Linked DNA regions of Homo sapiens: region 2 is linked to region 1. The links are chromatin contacts, found by Hi-C or POLR2A ChIA-PET in ENCODE. All regions are on one chromosome and are shown on one strand. The core of a region is the stretch at or near the end of the contact, and the rest is flanking DNA. Distances in the headings are between cores, read along the strand shown.

Region 1 (6,008 bases), core at 1,834-4,333:
CGCTCACTGTTGGAACTCGTCGCCATGTTGTAAGGAAGCTCCAGCCACGTGGGAAGGCCAATGTTCAGTGTTCCAGCTGATAGCGCCCTCTGAGATTCCATCCAATAGGCAGCATGAACTGTCAGACATGTGAATAAATGAGCTTTTGGTGATTCCAACCCCCCAGCCTTTGAGTCCCTGAAGCTGATGTCACATGGAGCTGACACAAGCTGTCCCACTGGGTTCTGCCCAATTGCAGATTTATGAACAAAATAAACGGTGTAGTTTAAGACACTCCACTTTGGGGTGGTTAGTTATACAGCCATGGAAGACTCAGACAGGGTGCTGAGCTGAAAGAATGTGATGTTGGAAGCCTGAGCAGCCACCATCCCACCACCTGGAGATCCCACAACCTGGAGCTCCCACCACCTGGAGTGAGCTGGTCTGCAGAGGGATGCCAAGTGGAGATGAGCAGTGATGGGGAACAGATAAGCAGAGACTGTGGGGAGCCTGGGTCTGCAGCTTTTCCTGTAGTTCCGTGGGGCCACTCCCAGGGGTCTTTCCCAGTGACCAGCCTCAGCAAGTTCCCTGTGTGCTTCAGCAAGCTGGAGTGGACTCTGTCTCTGGTGCTCACAGCTTTCTGGACCCATTCACCATCATCCCACTGGACCTGAGCTCCATGAGGCAGTGCCCATTTCTACTCTGGTCCATGCTGTACCTATGGCATCCATGAAGTGCTGCACAGTTTGGTGTTAAAGATTGATTCTAGAAGGGAATGAGCTCGTTGGTCCTCTCACCATCCTCAGTTCTGGGTAAACAGGGAGGCTCAGAGAGGTGAGAGGCTCCTAAGGGTACTTGGATAATGTATCCTGGTGATGACAGGATATGAATCTGGATGATACTTTGAAGTTCAGGATCCTGGATCTGGTTGAAAACACTCTGGAGGGGATTTCCAGGGGTGTCATGTGGGGCCCAGTGTAAGAGGCATCAGGCAGGTAACCAAGATAACCATCAGTGATGGGGATGGGGGGCAAAATAGGGACAAGCTCTGGTAGTAAACAAGAGTCCTGTGGTCAGACCAAGGCTCTGAGAGGATTGGAGGCCAAGGTCAGGCTGTGGGAAGGAGCTGAGGAATGACCTTTAATGCCTGTCCAAGGTGGCGTGGGGACTCTGGGAAGGGCTGAGCCTGCAGGGAGGAATCATGCTAAAGCTTATCATTGTCAGAGTAGAGGTTCTGTTCATCTCACCCTGCTGTGGATTTGCACGTGGTACAGATGCAAACAGTGCCTCTGTGGGCATATACCCCAAACTTACCATCCCAGTGCATGCTGAATGCACATGACAGCAAGCACCTGCAACTCCCTACCAGCACTTTTGCTCAGATGATGTGCATGAGGGCAAGGTCAGAAGCACCAGGAGTTAATGCTCCAAAAGCACCCTTCCAGTGATGGACAGGAGTTGGAGGATAAATATCTCAGCTCCCTCGCTCCCTGGGTAGATAACTGAGGTGTGTGTTTTACACTGGTTCTCAGACTTCCCCAGTGGGATTGAGTTCCAGCTGCTCAACGTGATAACCTGCTCATTAGTGCACCCTGGATAGGCTCTTTCCCTTCTCTGTCTCACTCCCTTCCTTCCCCACCAGTGCTTCCTGGATTATCCCCCTAAAATGCCACTTGCCTTCACATCCCTGTCTTGGGGTCTGTTTTAGGGAAGCCCATATTTAGACAGCACACATCCTGGGTGCAGGACTGGCTTATGGCTGGCTCTCCAGCCATTTAAAAGCAGCTTATCGTTTTCAGTTTCCATGTAAACCATTTGTTCTGGAAGCCCTTCCTGCCTTGGCCAGGTCTCCCTGGCATTTGCTCTCAGGAACTCATGAAACTTCCTACTTAATTTTGCATGACTCCCTTGCACTGGACTTTGAGTCCATGTGGGCAGGGCTACCATTGTTGTGTCATCCCCCAAGCCCCCAGCACCTGACACAGGACCCAGGGTTGGTCTAGGAAATATTTGTTAACTAAGACATAAAATATTCTTGTGTTGAACTCTTCCTGGGCACCAGACCCCGCACCTATTTCCTGCTGACTTTTCAGACATCATTGCACCCACTTTACAGATGGGGAGGTAGAACTCACTTCCCCCAAGGTCACTGTATTCACTATCTATGCCAAGTAACAAATTACCTCAAAGCAGAGATGCTTGAAACAACAGCACGGGTATCTCATGATTTCTGTAGGTCAGCCATCGAGGTTTACCTGGCTCCTCTGTTTTAGGGTCTCTCAGAGTCTACCATTAAGGTCTGGGGCTGCAGTATCATCCTAATAGGCTTGGCTGGAACAGGACATGACTTAAACTCACTCACTTGCTTGCTGGCAGAATTCGATTTCTTGCAGATTGTAGGACTGAGGGTCCTGCAGGAACTGGGACAGTTCCTGGTCACACAGGCATCTCCAATGTAGCAGCTTCCTTCTTCCAAGTGTGCAGGTGACAGAGAGAGAGAGACAGAGGCAGAGACAGAGAGAACAAGAAGGAATTCATGGTCTTTTTTAGCTTAATCTCGGAATTAACATGTCAGCACTTATGCAGTATTCTATTCTTTAGGAGGAAGTCACCAGGTCCAGCTCACAGTTAAAGGGAGGGAATACCATGATGTGAATACCAGCACGTGGGACCATTGACAGCCACATCAGAACCTGCCTGCCACAATCATTACTAAGGATCTGAACCCAGGCAGTGTGGTCTTTCTCAACGCCACAGAGTCTCTCTGACATAAGGGAGTGTGGACAGACCTCAAGGGTTGAAGAGGGTACCCTACGCTGAAAGAGAACGAAAAAGCCATTTCCTACTACCTGAGCTTTCCTCATTGCATGGAAATAATGGAAAGGAAAGAACAGAAGATTTTTTAAAAAACGTAAAAAGAATATAGGAAGCTACCAGCTTTCTCCAAGCAGCCTCAAAGACTGAAAAAAGAAAGCAAAAAAAGAAAGAAAGAAAATAGAAAACTACCAACTCTTCCAAGAAGCCTCAAAGACCAAGCAAACTGGCAGCATCTCGGAGTCACTTGGGCTGCCAAGAGGCTGCGACTTTTGGATCTGGAGAGATCTAAATACCAATCAGCTGATCCGAGGAACATTTTCCTCATTTCTTCCAGCATCTGCAAGCTGCTTTCGGGCCAAGAATGCTTCAGTTGGAGAAAGGGCTGTGTAGATTTGCCAGTGGCTGGCTGTCCCTGCAACTCCAGGTCCATCCTTATCCCAGTCTTTGGGATGGCTGACTCTGTGCTCACAGCTTAGGGAACAGGGACACATTGAATAGAAGCAAGAGAAGCAGAGACCATTGTGTTCCCACAAGAATGAAACAATCCATTAACCCTTTTGTTCCTGAGGTCGCAGGGCCAGGATCAGAGTGACCATTGACATAAACCTATAGGTTTGCCACACTCTTCTTTGGGATTTGTAATTATGACTAAGGTCCACTTCCCCTCTCTGGACTTCTATTTTCTCATCTATAAAATGACATTGACTCATGTTGTACCACCAACCTTGGAAGGAAGTTCCTCTGTAAGCTTGACAAACTCCTACTCATTCCTCAAAACCCCAACCAAAATATCCTTTCCCCCGAACCCAGGTAGGAAGTATAATAGTAGTTCATTTGTCTTATGATTCTCATAGTAATAATAAAAGCTAATATTACTGGAATGCCTACTATGTGCCAGTCATTGTTCTAAGTGCCTTACATAATTTAAATAATTTGATCCTCACATTGACCCACGAGGCAGGTGTCGCCATTACCTCTATTTGCCGATGAGGACATTGAGACTCAGAGGTTAAGTGACTTGCCCAGGGTTACCCAGTTAGTAAGTGGCACCAACAGTATTTGAACCCTGCTCTGGCTCAAGTCTGGCTTAAAACCGGTCTGCCCTCAGCAATCAGGGTCCTGGCCACCTTGCCTGGGTGGTTGATATTTGGGGATGGGTGTACTCTGTAGGACTGTGAGCTCCTGGAGAATGAGGTTGGAATGCCTGCTATGCAGCAGGCATTGTTTAACTCTGAGTCTCTCCTCCCAGCCCTGGGAACCACGCTGACTCCCAGGGCTTCTGGTCTCATTTGTCACACTTGCCTCTTCCTCAAGCAGAGTCCTTGGAGGAGCTGGGGGAGGTGTGTCGTGATGTGAGCAGCTCTGAAACCTTAAGCCATTCCTCTGACCCATCAGTGCACAAGCCAGGACCCAGAACATTGAAGAGAAAGTTCACACTGGTGTGTACAGGGCCCAGAAGCTGATGGCCAAGATGGCTTCTTCTAATTGAGTGGGGATGTTGAGGCAGAGATGCAGGGGCAGAAAGCAGGGAGAAGGAGACACATTGAAGGAGACACACACAGGGACCAACACAAGACAGAAATGTTGAGAAAGACAGAGACGCAGAAGGAAGAGACAAATGTCACAGGAGAGACAGGGACAGAGACAAGGAGAAAGAGGGAGAGAGAGAGAGATATGCAGGTAGAAACCCACAGGTGGAAGAGGGAGAGAATGAGTTGGAAAGGGGAAGGGTATAGAGGGGACAGATGGAGAGGGCCATGCACAGGGACAAAGGACAGAAACAGAAAGAGGGAGAGAGACAGACAGGGAGACAGAGGGAAAGAAACCCAGGGGGACAGAGACGACCCAGAAGCCAAGACTGCAAGAGAGACGAGCTGGGCTCAGAGGCAGAGAGGATCCAGAGGACAGCCTGGCCAGGAGGGCCAGGGCACAGGGGACCGGGCTTGCGGACACCCCTCGTCACTGTTCCATCTCATCACCCTCGCTATTGATTCCTGAACAAACACTGGCTTTGTTGGCCAAACAAAACCAGGCTGAGTCTGGGCTGGGATCTCTTTTGTGTGGCAACTGTTGCCATGTGGAAAGAAAACCAGATCTAAATGATTCCACGTTTTTCCCTGTTCCTCCTGGTTCCTGGTCTTGGCAGGCAGGAGCTGGGGAGGAGGTGAGATGTGCAGCCCCTGCGCAGGAGGGGGCAGGAAGGTAAGGGTGCAGAACTCCTGCTTCTGGAAAAATAAAATGTTCCTCTAGCTCTTCTTCTTTTCTTTCTTTCTTTTCTTTTTTTTTTAATCACAGCCAAGCCCATCACACATCCAAGAGATTTTTTTTTTTTAGGGAAAACAAATCTTTTGAGACAGAGGTGACTCCGGCAGTGATAAGTGAGGAGGTTCACCTGCAAGAGTGTTATCAGCGCTCCATGGCTGCCCAGACCGCAGATTTCTCATTTTGATGAGGATCCGGCGGAATTGGATGCACCCCGGTGGTGCTCCTCTGATGAGCTTCCATGTGCAGGGACGGCAAGGGCGACTGCTGGGCCTCGTCGTCAGAGGTTGAGGGGTTTCCAGGGAGGCTGGGGGAGGCTGCAAGAAGCCTTAGGGGCTGTGCCAACTCCTTGGGGAACCCAGAGCCCCCAATTTCACCAGGCACATCCAGCAGAGGCTGAGGCAGGGAGGGTGAAGCAAGACCCAGGAAGGGGAGGGATTTCCAGAGTGACTTTCTCTTGCACCTTTTTATTTCTGTCACTTCTTCCCCAGCCTGTCCTCCATCTCCCGTGCTCAGTGTTAGAAAAGGGACCTTCCTGGTTGAGGAAGACATAGATGCCTACTGAGTCAGCTCCGCGACCAGGGCTGTGAACCCAGCCCTTTTTCTGGGCCAAGTGGCCTCAAATCCGTCTTCTTGTTTCATTCTTTCAACATCGCTTCAGGGGTTGGCAAACTCATGCTGTAAAGGGCCAGATAGTAAATATGTTCAGCTTTACATGCCACACGGCCTCTGTCACAACTGCCCAACTCTCTCACTGTAACACGAAAAACGTCGCAGACAATATGTAAATAAGCGTGTGGCCATGTTCCAATAGAACTTGATGTACAAAAGAAGATGGCAGGCCCACGGGCTGAAGTTTGCCAACCACTGATCTAGGCTAAGCCTCAACTACTCAAGATGCGGTCCCCAAACTTGGAGCCTCGGTGTCCCCAGGCACTTGTTTGAAATGC
Region 2 (6,008 bases), core at 1,777-4,276, 230 kb after region 1:
ACCTGGCTAATTTTGTATTTTTAGTAGAGATGAGGTTTCTCCATGTTGGTCAGGCTGATCTCGAACTCCTGACCTCAGGTGATCCACCCGCTTTGGCCTCCCAAAGTGCTGGGATTACAGCCGTGAGCCACCATGCCCAGCCAAATTTTTTTTTTAATTAAAAAGATTTTTAAAAATTAGCCAGGCATGCTGATTTGTGCCTATAGTCTCAGCTCCTCAGGAGGCAGAGGTGGGAGGATCGCCTGAGCCCAGGAGATTGAGGCTGCAGTGAGCCATGATTGTACCACTGCACTCTAGCCTGGATGACAGAGCAAGACCCTGTCTCAAAAATAAAAAGAATAAAAATAATAAAATAGGCCGGGCACAGTGGCTCACGCCTGTAATCTTAGTACTTTGGGAGGCTGAGGCGGGTGGATCACCTGAAGTCAGGAGTTCGAGACCAGCTTGGCCAACATCGTGAAACCCCACCTCTACTAAAAATACAAAATTAGCCGGGCGTGATGGTGCATGCCTGTAATCCCAGCTACTCCAAAGGCTGAAGCAGGAGAATCACTTAGAACCTGGGAGGTGGAGGTTGCAGTGAGCTGAGATTGCGCCGCTGCACTCCAGCCTGGGTGACAGAGTGAGACTCTGTCTCAAAAAATAATACTAATAAATAAAATTCCTCAGTCAAATGAGCCAAGTTTCAAATACTCCATGGCCGTGTGTGGCTCATGGCTCCCTCATTGGACACCGCAGGCCCAGAACAGCTCCACTGTCATAGAAAGTTCTAGAGAATAGGGCTGCCTCAGAACAGGGCTCAGCACACTTTTTCTGTAGAGCCAGTGTTCTGAAAATGCTTCATATCTTGATTTCAGTGATGGTTTCATGGGTGTAACATGTAATATTTGTGCTGTATATAAATTGTGTATATATATATTACTGTATATAAATTATGTCTCCATGAAAAGAAAAAATATCTTTAGAAATCTTAGATTGTCTTAGGGAGATACAATGCCTGGAAAGTTCGAATCCTGCAGGATCCCTGAGCGCATCCTTACCCCATGGGACCCTAATGGGGTTTCAGAGGCCTCCAAAGAGGGAGGATGCTGGGCAGGGGGCTCTCATTCATAAACCCCTTCCCCAGATTGGTATCCTTTATAAGAGTTCTAGGGGCCGAGAAAGAGTTTAGCAACAACAGCAATGGAAAGGTCAACTCTGTCTGTTTCCTGCTTTTAGGAATGTGAAAATTCTTGAGAAAAGTAGGAGGCAGAACCCGTGGGAAGAGGGTACACGACGGGGATGGGGTATGTGGGAATGAATGAGTGTGGCGGTCTCGCAACCCTAATTCCCACTTCAGTCAGGGAGGCTCCCATGGCCTGTATTTTGCACGTAGGGTTTCTGAGCAATAAGAATTCACTCATGGAAAGCTTCGGCTCCGTTTCAAAAGTGTACACACCACTGCCTTTTAGTCTTGGCTTTTAGCCCAAAACAAGCAGTACAGTGGACAGTTAAAGGCATCACGCTGTGGAGCCAGAAGGCCAGGTTCAAATCCCAGCCCCAGCTGTGTGAATTTGGGGAAATCTCTTCATTTCTCTGTGCCTCAGTTTTCTCCTCTGTAAAAATGGGGATAATGATAGGACCCAACTCGTGGGTTGTTATAAGAATAAGAAGCATTAACTCTTAGGAAGCACGCTGAACCAGATTGAGCATCTCCTGTTTGTTTGGGGTCTGTCTAGGATGATACCTTCATTCATTCCTTCAACAAGCTTGCGTGATGGAGACGCCAGGCCTTGGGAAAGAAGGCAGCCAGGCCAAGTCATGACAAACATCCCTCTTTCCCTACCCCAGGTCACACCTGTCTCTCACCTTCCGGCAACCCCACCTTCAAGTCCTTCCTGCTCCACCAGGCAGGTCCCTGGAGCTCGGCCTGACAAAGGCTGTTGGCTTATCAGGACACCCAGGCCACAATCCAGAACTGGCTCTGACCCAGGAGCCACCAGTGTCTGATGTCCCCATGTCAAAAAGAGAGGCCACACTGTCCCAGACCTGGACTGGCTGTCCTCAGTGCCCTGTTGCACAGAGCCCAGACTCCCTCTCCAAGAGGCGGGATCCTACTCCTTGACCCCCTACATCTGGCGGAGATCCCGCTCTGGGGCATACAGGCAACCTGAGGCTCTGTCCCCATAGATGTTCACCTGTTCATCCAACCTGGTGGCTTCTTGCCCCGGGAAGCCCTCACCTTCAGTTAGTCACTCACTTAACGACTATTTTTAGGACAACTACTTTGTGCTAAGCTGAGTCCCCGAGGCTGGAGACATAAGGAACAAGAGAGACACAGTCTGCCCTCATGTAGTTCACATCTAGTTGAAGAAACAAGCAATAAACAGGTAGAGATCATTTCACCTGGAGATCAGTTCAAAGAAGAAAATAACTCAACAGACTGGAAGCAGGTGTGGTCAGGGAAGACTTCCTGGAGGAGGTGACAATTACACAGAAACCTGATAGATAAGAAGGAGCTGGACACAGGAGGATATGGGTGAAGGGCATTTCAGGCAAAGGCAAAGGCAAAGCCATGTGCAAAGGCCAGGAGGTGGGAAAAAATTAGAGAAAGAGGAAAAAGGAGCAGAGTAAGCTAGGAAGCCAGTGGTCAGAGGTGAGAATGGCCAGTGCCCACCAAGCCTCAGCACACCTCTGTCCTGCTGGCTCAGTTGAAACCTTCCCTTGATCTAGAAATATACAGCTACCACTGATCACTGACAGAGCCTGGTGGCTACCGGAGCTGCAGAGGTCTATGCTCAAATCCAGCCTCAACCTCCTCCCAGCTGAGTAACCTCAGGCCAGGGCATGACCCTCCTGGGCCTCAGTTTTCTCCTTGGAGAATGGGGGCCTAGTGGGGTTGCTGCAAGTGTCAGGGAATGCATGTAATGGACTTAACTCAGTGCCTGGCACGCAGTGAACGATAGGCCGACGTTGGCCAAGCCAGAAAATCCGTCTGCCCTGACGTCAGGCAGGGCCTAATTATAGACGCCCAGAGGTCACTTTCAGCCTCTTGTGACTCAGAGGCAGTGCCAGGCAGCAGACAGTGGGAGGGACAAAGAATCAGGCCGGCTCGACCAATGCAGAGCCACAGGGGAGTGCCTCCGTTTCCCTGTCTATTAACCAGAGATATCAGTGGGACCTGCCTCCCAGGGCTATGAGAAGACTCCAAGTTGGGCCTAGTACTTCATAGGAGCTCTGTCAACCTCCACAGTCCACAACTGCACGCACAAATGGAAAAATCGTTGTAATTTAGATAAATTTTCCCTTGAGGCTTTCTTTCTTTTATTCAACAAATATATGCTGAGCCCTTTGGTGCATCTGGCTCTGTGTTAAATACAGTGTGTACAAAAAATGCCCGCGACAGCCACTGAGGGTTTACAGAGCCAATGAAGAGAGTCAGCAAGGTTACAGGGGCATATTTAATGTGCTCAAAGAACAAACTAGAGGTTCCAGAAAGAACCATTCTTCTTTGTTCTTCCACTGGTTTGCTTATTCAGCCTCACAGCAGCCAGGCCTTGTCCCACAGGCCTTGGTGTCTGAAAATTTGCTGGGGCAAGTGGAGAATCCTTTACCCCGTCCCTGCATGTGGGACCCTCTGGTGTGACCCTGGCCTCCAAGAGGACCGTGTTCACCTTGAGATCTGAGTTCAAGGCCTGGGTCTGCTCCTGCCTTGCTGTGAGAACTTAGGCAAGGCATGGAGCCATGCTGTGCCTCAGTTTCCTCACCTGTGCATGACATGAGTGATGGTAATAATGAAAATGCCCTGTTGGGGCTATTTAGGGGTTAGATGTGATCACAGGGACGGAGTGCTCTGTGTCCAGTGCTCCAACGGGAATCATTGCTCTGTGTCCGGCACTCCAACGGGAATCATTGCTCTGTGTCCAGTGCTCCAACGGGAATCATTGTCGTTACCCTCTGTCTAGGGCAGGGCCGTCCCATTTTTTGGCTCCCTGGGCCACATTAAAAGAAAAAAATTGTCTCGAGCCACACATAAAATACACTAACACTAATGATGGCTGATGAGCTAAAAAAAAAAATTTGCAAAAAAAAACTCATAATATTTTAAGAAAGTTTACAAATTTGTGTTGGGCCTCATTCAAAGCCATCCTGGGCTGCACGCGACCTGCAGGCACCAGGTTGGACTAACTTGGTCTAGGGAATGATGCAGCCTCCAGCACCAACATCGCCCCTGGCTCAAGGAAAGGAGACATACCCTGTACACACCCCCAGCTCCAACCCACTCTTGGGTCACTACCCAACTCTTGAGTCATTTCCAGGTCACCCCTTGGAAATGAGGGTGCTGGACTAAGTAGAGGTGACCACCACGGATTCTTGCTTTCCTTCCAGAGTTTTTCTTGGGCAGCAGTTGATCATGCATGGACTACATTTCCCAGGTTCCTTTGCATCTAGGTAGGGCCATGTGACTAACTCTGACCAAAAGACTGTGAGAAAAAGTGATGTGCATCACTTCAGGGCTGAAATGATTAACAAGCAGGTATGTCTCCTCGGTCTCTCTTTCCCCACCTGCCTGCTGAATGGAACAGAGTTCAAAGTAAGTGTTGAAAATGGTAGAGCCACAAGATAGAAGGAGCCTGAGTGCCTGAGTCACCGCATGGAGGCAGATTGCCCAACCAGAAATGCCAGCAGTGGGTTGTAACATTAGTGAGAAATAAACTTATACTGTGTTAAACCACTGAAGTGACAATTGCATCTGTTACAGCAGCTGGCATTGCCTTCCTTAACTATCACATATACATTATACCTTTTTTTCAGTTGTATATGCATTATCTCATTTAACACTCAGCAAATTTCTAACACCAATGTGAGGTACTGATCTTTTGAGCATTTAATTTGGGCCAAGCACTGGGCTAAGTCTTTTGCATACATTTTCTTGTCTTAACCACAATTCTATAAGGTGGGCTTATAGGATTATTATTATAGCCACATTACAGATGAGAAAACTAACACTCAAAAACATTTGGAATCCTGCCCAGGGTCCTCAGCTAATGAGTAGAAGTGGCTGGACCAGAACCCAGAGTTTACTGTTTTTTTTTTTTTTTTTGAGACAGAATCTCACTCTGTCACCCAGGCTGGAGTGCAGTGGTGTGATCTTGGCTCACTGCAACCTCTACCTCCCGAGTTCAAGTGATTCTCCTGCCTCAGCCTCCCGAATAGCTGGGACTATGGGTGTGCGCCACCATGCCTGGCTAATTTTTATATTTTTAGTTGAGATGGGGTTTCACCATGTTGGCCAGGCTGATCTCAAACTCCTGGCCTCAAGTGATCCACCTGCCTTGTCCTCCCAAACAGAGTTCACATTCTTAATGACTGCACCCATGGCCTCCCAGAACCTGATAGGTTAGATATTTCAAGCCTTGATCTATAAGTGATGACAATGAAGCTCAGAGAAGGTCCATAACTTGGCCATGCTCCTGGAACTAGTAAGTGGCAGTGATTGGCTTAGAACCCAGATTTGTCTGGGTCCCATCTAGTGCTCTTGACCTACCCACATTGCTGCCTTGGTTGCCCTTTCCAATGGGCACTAAAGCTCTGACCCTGTTCCCATTCCCCAGTGTTACAGCGCCATGGCTGAAGGCAAATTTGGCATCCATAGAGTCTGTTATAATGCTAAATAAATTTTTCTCTTGGCAGTCTTGACACTTATTAAGCACCTGGGAGGCTATTAGTGCCTTGTGCTGTCCAAAACACTCTTAATTACTGTCTAATCAAGGTATCTTTCACTCTAGGAAAAAAAAAAAAAAAAAACAGAAAATGGGGGGAGATGTTCATGCACACCACTTTTGAATCCTTTGCTGTGCATTTCCCTCCAGCCACCACATCCCCTGGGTGTCATTCAGGAAAGGGACTAAAGAAATGAAGATGGAGGGAAATGGTCTCTAAACAAGGCTTCATTTTCATCCAGCAATCTCACTCCGTGGACTTGATCTGGAGGCAAAATGGAATGAGTGAATGATGAAGATGGACTT

The links. A loop is a pair of places that touch in the nucleus more often than their neighbours do. ChIA-PET counts read pairs that join two places held with the same protein, here RNA polymerase II (POLR2A). Pooled maps may share reads with other maps.
Region 2: a loop to region 1 is called in a pooled map, with 2.0 times the contacts of the local background. The contact joins two enhancer-like sites. A Hi-C loop is called at or near these places in 3 of 50 pooled maps. POLR2A ChIA-PET finds 5 or more read pairs at or near these places in 4 of 52 experiments (H1, OCI-LY7, PC-9 and 1 more).

Annotation. Positions count from the first base shown.
Region 1 is chr22:27,457,613-27,463,620 of GRCh38, forward strand. No RefSeq gene overlaps it. Among named protein-coding and RNA genes, the nearest start is that of LINC02554, 150 kb to the left of the region's middle. RefSeq lists an enhancer at 3,749-4,523. Within about 2 kb of position 3,084, at least 5 of the 41 ENCODE cell types and tissues checked have a DNase peak (open chromatin) inside an H3K27ac peak, as active enhancers do; they include PC-9, where a contact is called at or near this core.
Region 2 is chr22:27,683,710-27,689,717 of GRCh38, forward strand. All of the region lies in intron 4 of CPMER (cytoplasmic mesoderm regulator), which reads right to left. Among named protein-coding and RNA genes, the nearest start is that of CPMER, 28 kb to the right of the region's middle. Within about 2 kb of position 3,027, at least 17 of the 41 ENCODE cell types and tissues checked have a DNase peak (open chromatin) inside an H3K27ac peak, as active enhancers do; they include PC-9, where a contact is called at or near this core.